Linked DNA regions of Homo sapiens: regions 1 and 2 are each linked to region 3. Evidence: chromatin contacts called from ENCODE Hi-C data. All regions are on one chromosome and are shown on one strand. Each heading gives the region's core, a stretch centred on a gene start or an enhancer-like site at or near the end of the contact. The rest is flanking DNA. Distances are from core to core; before and after follow the strand shown. Region 1 has its middle 16 kb from the start of IER5. Region 2 holds the start of IER5 (immediate early response 5). Region 3 holds the start of QSOX1 (quiescin sulfhydryl oxidase 1).

Region 1 (2,700 bases), core at 76-2,575, 950 kb before region 3:
GAGCTGAAAATAGGAGAGGGGAGAGTCGCCCTTCCATCAAATGTAATGATAAAGCTACCAAAGGAGACCAGAGAGTGGCGGAGGGGGAAGGTCAAATGGAGGCGTTCGTGAAGGCAGAGCTTTGGAGAGAGGGCCAAACGTGAGATGGCGAGCACACAAAAAAGGCGCTCCAGGAGGCAGTTGAGGGGGCTGGAACGAAGTGAGAGAGAAGAAGGAAGAAATCAAAGGGTTCATCGAGGGAAGGGGGCGCCTAGGAAACACGCCCGGGAGGGCCCCGCTTTGTCTGGCGTGGGCGGCGGCGGGGGCAGCACGTGCAGCCGGGAGCGCGCTGAGCCGCCAGGCTCCGAGCCGAAGAGCGCCGAGAGGAGACACGACGCGCGGGGGCGGCCCCAGCCCCTCAGACCAGCGAGACCTCTCGCCGGCGGGCCCAGCGCTGCAGAAGGGGCGCATTGTTATGTCCCAGGTCGCAGCAGATTGCCGCTGTCCTGCAATACTCTCGCATCCTGGCACCGCGCCACTGGCACGGCCCGGGGGCTGGAAATAACTGCGCCGTTCCCATGACGACGAGGAAGCTCCCCCCGCCCCCGCCCCGCCCCGCCCCGCCCGCTGAGCTCCGCCCACCGGTACCCGCCGCGGCCGCCTCCCCACAACGGAGCTCCCCCGGTCACCCTGGCAACGGCGGCCGCGGCGCGCGGGAGGTGACTCTAAAAGCGGCGGGCCCCGCCCCCGCCCTCCAGCCCGCAGCGCCGCGCCGCGCGCCCAGCCCCCGCCTGGGCCTGCTCTCGGGCGGGACCTCACTGGGGCAGCCGCGGGCGCCGGCGCAGGAAGCCTCCCTTCCCCCTCGGCCCGCCGGGCCCGGAAAGGCGGGAGCTGGGAGGAAGCTTCGCGGCGGCCGAGGCTGCGGGAGAGGACGAGCGCGCCCCATTTTCTCCGCGGAGCCGCCCCCAGCCCTCCTGACCTCCGCGCCCCTTTAAATCCTCCGCGGGTCTCCCCGCCCTTCCTGCTGGGATGGGAGGAGACCTTAGCGGACGGTGCTCTGCCTGTGCGGCCAGATGAAAGGGGGACTGGGAAAATGAAGCCAGCTCTTGCCGGTGGGCTGGGGGCGGCAGGAATCCGGAGCTCTGGCCGCTGGCGGCACTGGGCTTGAGGGAAGCGGCGGCACGGGAGGCGTCCTCGGGAGCCGGGGTCTCACGGTCCAGGGAACGCCCCCGCCGCCGGCTTGCTAGCGAGGCATCCCGTGAACAAAGAGGCCTGCTTCACCCTACTGGGGCGATCGCCCCCCGGAGGGAAGGGTTTCCACCTTGCACGGCACTCGCGCGTTTTGTCTGTTGGTTGTGGTGAGGAGGGTGTATTGCAGATCCAAAAGGAGCCTCTCGGCCTCCCAGGGTGTCTGGGTCAGAATTGAGACGTTCTGGGCGAGGAGGTGTTGGGAGGGGAGTAGGAGGTCGGAAGGAGAGAGGCCGACCCAGTTAGCTCTGTTCACACCGTCCCTCTCTAGGAGCGGAGCCTACACCTGACTTGTTTGGAATGTGAGCTTTTGCAGGGGACAGAGGCCCTGGCACGTAGAAAGTTCTAAACTGTCTGGTGAATTGCTGCAATTAAAACCAGAGCGGCTCCTTCAGTTGTCCTGGGTGGGCAGGGCATCCCAAAGAAACACAGAAAGTATGCAGGGTCCTTTGAAAATAGTGCCCATATCAAACAAAATATTAATACTTCGCATTTGTAAAGTCCTTTCCTCTAAGAATGTTGTCTCGTTCCATATATATTTTCCACTCCATAAAATTCTAGAGCACAAAGAAAGGATTCATATGGGAGCGAATAGAACAAGTAAAGACGGTCAGCTGTGGTCACAGTGGAGGAACTGAAGAGTTTAGACTTCACCAGCTCTTAGAGCCCTGTTTTCTTTGAAGTGGTTACAACCGAGTACTTTGGTGTGGCCTAAAGAGTTTGAAGGTATACAGTTAAAGGACCTGGAAATAAGATTGGGCTGGCCATTGGGGCCTTGCTTTTCTCATCTGTGAGATGATAGTTGTGAAAATGAGATTAGACTGTATGAAATATTCTTCGTAAGCCATAGGATATGTTATACAAATGCTTTAGTTATTGAAACATCTATAAATTGGTATACAAGTCATGATTACTGTAGTTGCAATACGGAGTTGGTGGGGTGCTTCAGATTTGCAAGCTGTAGGAGGTGGGAACAGGACTGAAGGGCTATGTGCTGATGAATCTCCTTCAGCATTGCTGTGGAATGGATATGCTTCCCCAAAATTCATATGTGTTGAAGCTCTAACCCCTAATGTGACTATATCTGGAAATAGGGTCTTTAGGAGCTCGCTCTCTCCTCTGCCATGTGAGGGTACAGCAAGAAGGCGGCCATCTGCAAGCCAGAAACAAAGCCCTCAACAGAACCTGACCATGCTGGCACCCTGATCTCAGATTTCCAGGCTCCGGAACTATGAGAAATACATTTTTTTGCTTAAACCACTCTGTGATATTTTGTTATGGCAGCCAGAGCAGACTAAGACAAATATGTCTTCGCTTGGAGCTAAGCGCCCCTCCTACCACCTCCACCACCTGGCGTTTTGTTCAGCACTTCCACAGTTGTCTCATTTTTAATTTGTAACCGTGTAAGTTGGAATTGGCAAGATTTATTTTAAAATGAAGAAGCTAAGAAACAAAAAGATTAAAAGGCCTGCT
Region 2 (2,700 bases), core at 17-2,516, 930 kb before region 3:
CCTCGCAGCCGGGAAGGGCCTGGCCCTCACTTCGGGGACGCCCGCTGCTCCACCTCCTCCCCGCAGGGGGGCCAAGGGCTCAGAAGGCCACGATGGCTGTGCTCCAGGGGTTCATGTCTCTCAGCACCGGCTTATCGCAGCAGATCTGCCCGGGCTCGGCGGCTTCCGGACCGCTCTCCTCTCCCTCCTCTTCCTCTCTGCCGCCCCCGGGGCTTTTCCGTAGGAGTCCCGAGAAACTGGAACCGAAGATGCTGATGAGGTTAGCCACGTTCCCGGTCTCCATCTCCTCCGCGTCGTCGTCCTCTCCTCCACTCGGCGGCTGCTCTAAGTTCCGGCGGGGCTTCTTGAGCGGGGTCGAGCCGGGCGCCGGGCAGCCCGCTGGGCCGCCGCCCACCCCCGCCGCGCAGCGCTTCCTGGGGCACACCGCGGGCGGCGCGGGGGGCTCGTCCTCCGCTGGTTGCGGCGCGCAGCAGCAGGCAGCGCGGGGGGTCGCGGCCGGTGTACCCGGCGGGTCCTCCCCGCCTAGGGGGCAGCCGCAGGGGCGGCGCGCGGCACGAGATACCTCGGGGAAGACGCCCCAGCCTCCGGCGGTACCCTCGGCTTCTCTGGCCGCCGCCTGGCGCGGCCCCTCCACGCGGCTCCAGGCAGCTTCCGTCGCGTCCGCCTCTCCGCCCTGAAAAACGTCCCCGACTCCAGTCACCGTGGCCACCGGCACCTCGTCCCCTACCCGCGGCGCGTCTGAGACGGAGGAGCGCTCCGGCTGCGGCTCGGTCTCCGGCCAAGAGGCACGAGCGGCGGGCGGGGGCGGCTCTCCCCAGCCGGCGGGTGGCCCGGCCGCCGGCTCCCCGGGCTGCTGCTGCGGTGGCGGCGCCGGGGTCCCAGCGGGACCGGCCAGGTAGAGGCCGGGGCACGGGTCGCTCAGGTAGACTTGGCGGGCGCTGCGCAGCACCAGCGAGACCAGGAGGTTCTTATGCAGCTTGATGCCGCCGCGCTGGACCCGCGAGTTGTAGATCTTGCCCAGAGAGATGCTGACGATGCGATGAGCCTCCAGCTTGAACTCCATCTGCTTCCCCTGCACAGGGCCGTCGGCGCCGGGGTGACACGTTTGGAAATTGGGAGGGAACGGGAGGCGCAAACAAGTCCGCCCCCTGGGCACACCCTCGATCACCTAAGACTCCGAAGAGAAACGACTCTGGTGACGCGCGCGCTGCTCTACTAACCTCTCCAAACAAGACAACTTCCCCGTTTCGGGTCCGGTCGCTAAACAGGGCAGCCTGGCTGCCCCGCGCCTTATATAGGCTTCTCGACCGCCAATCACGAAGGGCCGCCAACCGTTCCGGGGCTGGCCGGCGCGCCCTCGTGCGCCGCGCACGGCCAATCGGAGCCCGAGGAGGGGCGCCAGGGCCCGTTCGAACGTTAGTCCCGCGGAGCAGGCTCTTAAAGGGGGCGACGGCTTGCGGCCGCAGACCAGGCCCGTGGGGAGTGAATGTTCGGGACGGTGCTCGAGAGCGCTACTGTTTGGAGTTACAGATTCTGGCTTGTGCGATGGCTTGCCGGAACCAAAGCGAACAAAATATTCGAACTTTCTTCCGAACACGGTGGTGGACTCTGTTCTGCCATAAAGTCCTGATCCTTCCCTGATCGACTCCGCCCTCACCAGCCACACCACCGTTTCCAGGCCGGCCACACCTGTAAGCGACCCCCCTCAACCCTGGCAAAAATAGAGATGGTGGCCATACGCGGCGGAGGACACCCCTGGATAACAAATAGTATTACTGCAAAGTATTTGGCAATCATTATTTTTGGATGAGCCGCTTTCCCCGCTAGAGTCACATACACTCTTAGCAGCTGTCAGTTCTAACCCCAAAGAAAAGGGGGATTCTAAAAGTTTTTGCCTAGGTTTTTGGCTTCTTTTCAAGGAATCGTGTCTAGATACAAAGTTATTGGTTGTCCTCTAAAGCTGGCATCTTTCACTTTGTTCTCTAGATTCTAGAACAAACCCAGTTATCAAATAAGTTAAATGGAAGATGTTACAGGTTCTCCACAATGATTTTTTTTTCCTTTTTTTTTTCCATTTCCATTTTTCCATTACAAGGACTGACCAGTCCACCCTTGGAAAAATCGAGCAAGTTCTGAAAATAAAAAGAAAGAAGTCCTGTGTTCCCATGATGATGTCATAATTTCATTTCGTGTCAAGGTAAAAATATAGTGCTAGGGAGTTCCAGAATTTTCTGGTCAGTCAACAACTTAGTCCATCTACTGGTCCTTATAAGTATATCAGGACACAATTACCACGGGGTTGCCCAGGGTCCTGGACTGGAAACATGGAGTCACTTCCAGTTAGTTCCACCGAAGCTCCACCACAGACCTGCCTGAGGACTCTGGGTAAATAACCTCAGGCCGCTTCAGTGTCTCCACTGCTGAAAAGGGGGAAGTCACATACACATCTGCGTTATTGTACAGACGATAAATGACAACTTCTCAGCCACAATCTGAATGAGAAAACTAAGCACTGCTTTCTTGGAGTCCATGTGGAACCCTGGGCCTGATCCTGCCCCGGGGTTGGTCAAGCAATGAATTTATTTAGGAAAAATACCAGTGAAGAGTGGGCTTGATCATGACCAATTCACAATCTCCAGAGGATGTGATGGCTCAATAGCATTACCTGTGCCCACAACTGATGGTAACTGAGACAGCAGG
Region 3 (2,700 bases), core at 47-2,546:
ACTTAGTAAGGTGCCTGAAATGATAGGTGCTCCGTAAATATTAATTACTATTATTACCATATTTCCTCGACTCTAAGTCTTAAGTGTTTCAAAATTTTAGCATTTCTGTAATAGAGTTCACCTTCAAATCTTTATACATGTAGTGGTTTTTTCCTATCCTTCTACCCCTTGGGCTGTCATAAAATGAACAGTGTGTCTCACAGTTGATGGTGTCTTGGAATTCAGGAAATATAGTTTTGGTGCCCCAACCAGGGATTGGGAACATGGAGCAAGAGCCAAACACGCACCAAAGGCCTCTGGGTGCATGGGTTTAAAATATAAGGGTCTGAGCGGGGGAAGAGAGAGAAGGATGTGGCCCAGAAGCTAAGGAGCTGGAGGCGGCAGGTCAGGAGAGGCCCGGAACAGAGATAGGAAAACTGCCAGGTGGACATACCCACATCAAAGACAAAAATGAGAAAGGAAGTCTATGTACCACCTGGTCAACCAGTCGAGGGAGTGGAGAAAGGTGGCAGGGAGGCAAAATGGATGTCCGTTCCCTTTTCTCCCCAGCACTGACCCACAGCAGCTAGGGAACCTGGCAGGAAGATGACATGGGTCCCTGGACGAGAGGAAGAGGACTGCCACAAGGCTGGCCCAGGAAACGGTAAGGTGTCAGCGGACCATGCGGAGGAAGGAACAAAGGAGACCTCTCGCAGGGAAGGAGGCAGTAACCTGGCGGGGGACGAACCGGGCGAGCAGGGCAGGTCTGGGGGCCCAGGCCGCGGAGAGGGAAAGAAGCTCGGGATGAGGGCCAAGAGGAAAAGGCAAGGGAGCGGGAGGCAAAAATGGAGCTGAGAAACATGAAGGTGGTGGGCGTGGGATGCGCGGAGAGGAAGAGGTGGGCGGAGGTGACTGGAAGAGGGACGCGCTCCCGGAGTAGGAGGCTGCCCACCGGGCAGGTGGAGGGGTCCGGGCGGCGGGGCACGGGGGAGCGGGCCGCCCCCGCTTCTCACCTTTGACGTCTTCGGCCAGCGCCTTCCACGTCGGGGCGAAGGCGATGCAGTGGCCGCACCAGGAGGCGAAGAACTCCACGGCCCAGGCGCTGCGGGAGCCCAGCACCGCGCCGCGCACCGTGTCCGCCTGCAGCAGCGTCAGCGGGTCGGAAGGCGAATAGAGCGCCGACCGCGGGGCCGCGTTAGCGCCGGGAACCGCGAGCAGCCACAGCAGCAGCAGCAGCAGCGACGGCGGCGGCCCGGAGCCGCTGTTGCACCTCCTCATCCTCGGCGCTGCGCTCACCACCACACGCAAGCACCGGATGAGTCGGGTCCCGGCGCCGCGGCACCGCCTGCCTCCGCCCGCAAGGAGGAGCCACGTGGCCCCGCCCCTGAGCCCCCGCCCCCGAGCCCCCGCCCCCGAGGCCGGCCCAGCCACCCCGCCCCGCCGGCCGCTCCTGGGCGCGGGAGCGGGCGGGGCTGAGCTTGTTGCAGGGGCTGGCCCTGGCCGGGTGGTGAGCCATCCTTTCGCGGTCCGCCGAGGCCTCGGAGCAGCGCGACCCGGGTTCCCGCCTCAGGCCCCAGGAGGCGAGGTGTACAGTCCGGTAAAGGAATGGAGCGCCCGCCGAGCGGTCGCTGCGGGGGTAGCCTCGCGGAGGTTGTTTGGCCTCTCACGGCCCCCGTATCCAACGGAAGAGGAGTCCGTTGGAATAGACGACCCGGATTTCGGCTGTTGTAGGGCAGTTCCTGGGCTCCCGCGGAGCGATGAGACGTTGTGAATTAGATGTGAGAAGAGGGACGCTTGGTCTGCGACCACCAAGACCCCACAGGATCGATGCACCCACCCCTGCTGATGACCATGACCATCTAAAGGGGAACATCATTTGAGGGGCCCTACTCATGGATCAGAAGCCCCTCTTCACTGTGGGGTGTGCTGGGTTGGCGGGCAGTTGCCGTGGAATCAGTTTCCTCAGGACCCATATCTGACCACCCTCATAAGGTTGTCAGGGCGATTCCAACATTCGGGGTTCCCAGCAGCCCAGATCCCCCACATCCAGCTCTTCAGCCTACTCAGAGCTCTCCACGCTCACTCACATGTCCCTCTCGCAAGTAGCCCGATCAACTCACCTGGTGTCATGGGCACTAAGGTGTTAATGGATTTTCTCTGGTCACCTTTGCAGCTCCACTGTTTTGAGTGAGTTATTTTAAGGGGAGAAGGTGCTCCTCAGACGGTTGTCACAGTGATATTTTTCCTTTGTGACTGCCAGGTTAGCCCCTTTCACCTGTAAGAGCTTTGAGCCTAGATTTGTTATTCATTTATTCAAGTTTTACTGAGTGGTGTCATGCCAGGCACTTGTTTAGGTATAAGGATAAGGCAGTAAACAAAATATAGACTCTAGGGACGTGGAACTTACATTCCAGTGGGGGTAAAGAGATGATACATAAGTAAATGTAGATCAGATGGTGACCGATGTTATGAAGAAATGTAGACTGGGGTAAGAATAGAGTGGCAGAGGAGGTGCTATTTTACACACGAAGATCAGGGACAGGTCTACCCTTAATATTTGCAAGAACTGAGTCAGTAGTACAAATGGAGGCCCACATATCATGTCTACATATTTTAAAACTACAAATTAAACGGTGATGTAAAATTCCTATCCTTTTATCTTGACATGTATACCTTCATCATAATCTGGAAGGCCACATTTAAGTTTAGGATTCTTGGACC

What was found. Hi-C counts contacts between places; a loop is a spot of excess contacts on that map. Pooled maps may share reads with other maps.
Region 1: a map of CD8-positive, alpha-beta T cell shows a loop between it and region 3 (18-fold over the local background). The contact joins the enhancer-like site here to the promoter of QSOX1 in region 3. A Hi-C loop is called at or near these places in 4 of 168 maps with a recorded cell type or tissue (CD4-positive, alpha-beta T cell, CD8-positive, alpha-beta T cell and naive thymus-derived CD4-positive, alpha-beta T cell), 1 of 37 single-sample maps with no recorded cell type and 11 of 50 pooled maps.
Region 2: a loop to region 3 is called in a map of ascending aorta, with 5 times the contacts of the local background. The contact joins the promoter of IER5 here to the promoter of QSOX1 in region 3. A Hi-C loop is called at or near these places in 2 of 168 maps with a recorded cell type or tissue (ascending aorta and posterior cingulate gyrus) and 7 of 50 pooled maps.

Annotation. Positions count from the first base shown.
Region 1 is chr1:181,103,401-181,106,100 of GRCh38, reverse strand. No RefSeq gene overlaps it. Among named protein-coding and RNA genes, the nearest start is that of IER5, 16 kb to the right of the region's middle. RefSeq lists silencers at 282-331, 592-1,081, 1,102-1,161 and an enhancer at 1-748. Within about 2 kb of position 1,325, at least 29 of the 41 ENCODE cell types and tissues checked have a DNase peak (open chromatin) inside an H3K27ac peak, as active enhancers do; they include CD4-positive, alpha-beta T cell and CD8-positive, alpha-beta T cell, where a contact is called at or near this core.
Region 2 is chr1:181,087,266-181,089,965 of GRCh38, reverse strand. IER5 (immediate early response 5) reads right to left here and starts at 1,266. Exons shown (of 1, transcript NM_016545.5): 1 at 1-1,266. The coding sequence starts at 1,063. The coding sequence ends at 80. It overlaps LOC124904465 (a long non-coding RNA gene), which reads left to right and starts at 1,465. Exons shown (of 2, transcript XR_007066762.1): 1 at 1,465-1,691; 2 at 2,096-2,169. RefSeq lists silencers at 328-547, 748-907, 1,218-1,487.
Region 3 is chr1:180,153,465-180,156,164 of GRCh38, reverse strand. It overlaps QSOX1 (quiescin sulfhydryl oxidase 1), which reads right to left and starts at 1,296. Exons shown (of 12, transcript NM_002826.5): 1 at 993-1,296. The coding sequence starts at 1,257. LOC105371636 (a long non-coding RNA gene) reads left to right here and starts at 1,327. Exons shown (of 2, transcript XR_001738314.3): 1 at 1,327-2,166. RefSeq lists an enhancer at 1,022-1,121 and a silencer at 1,302-1,621.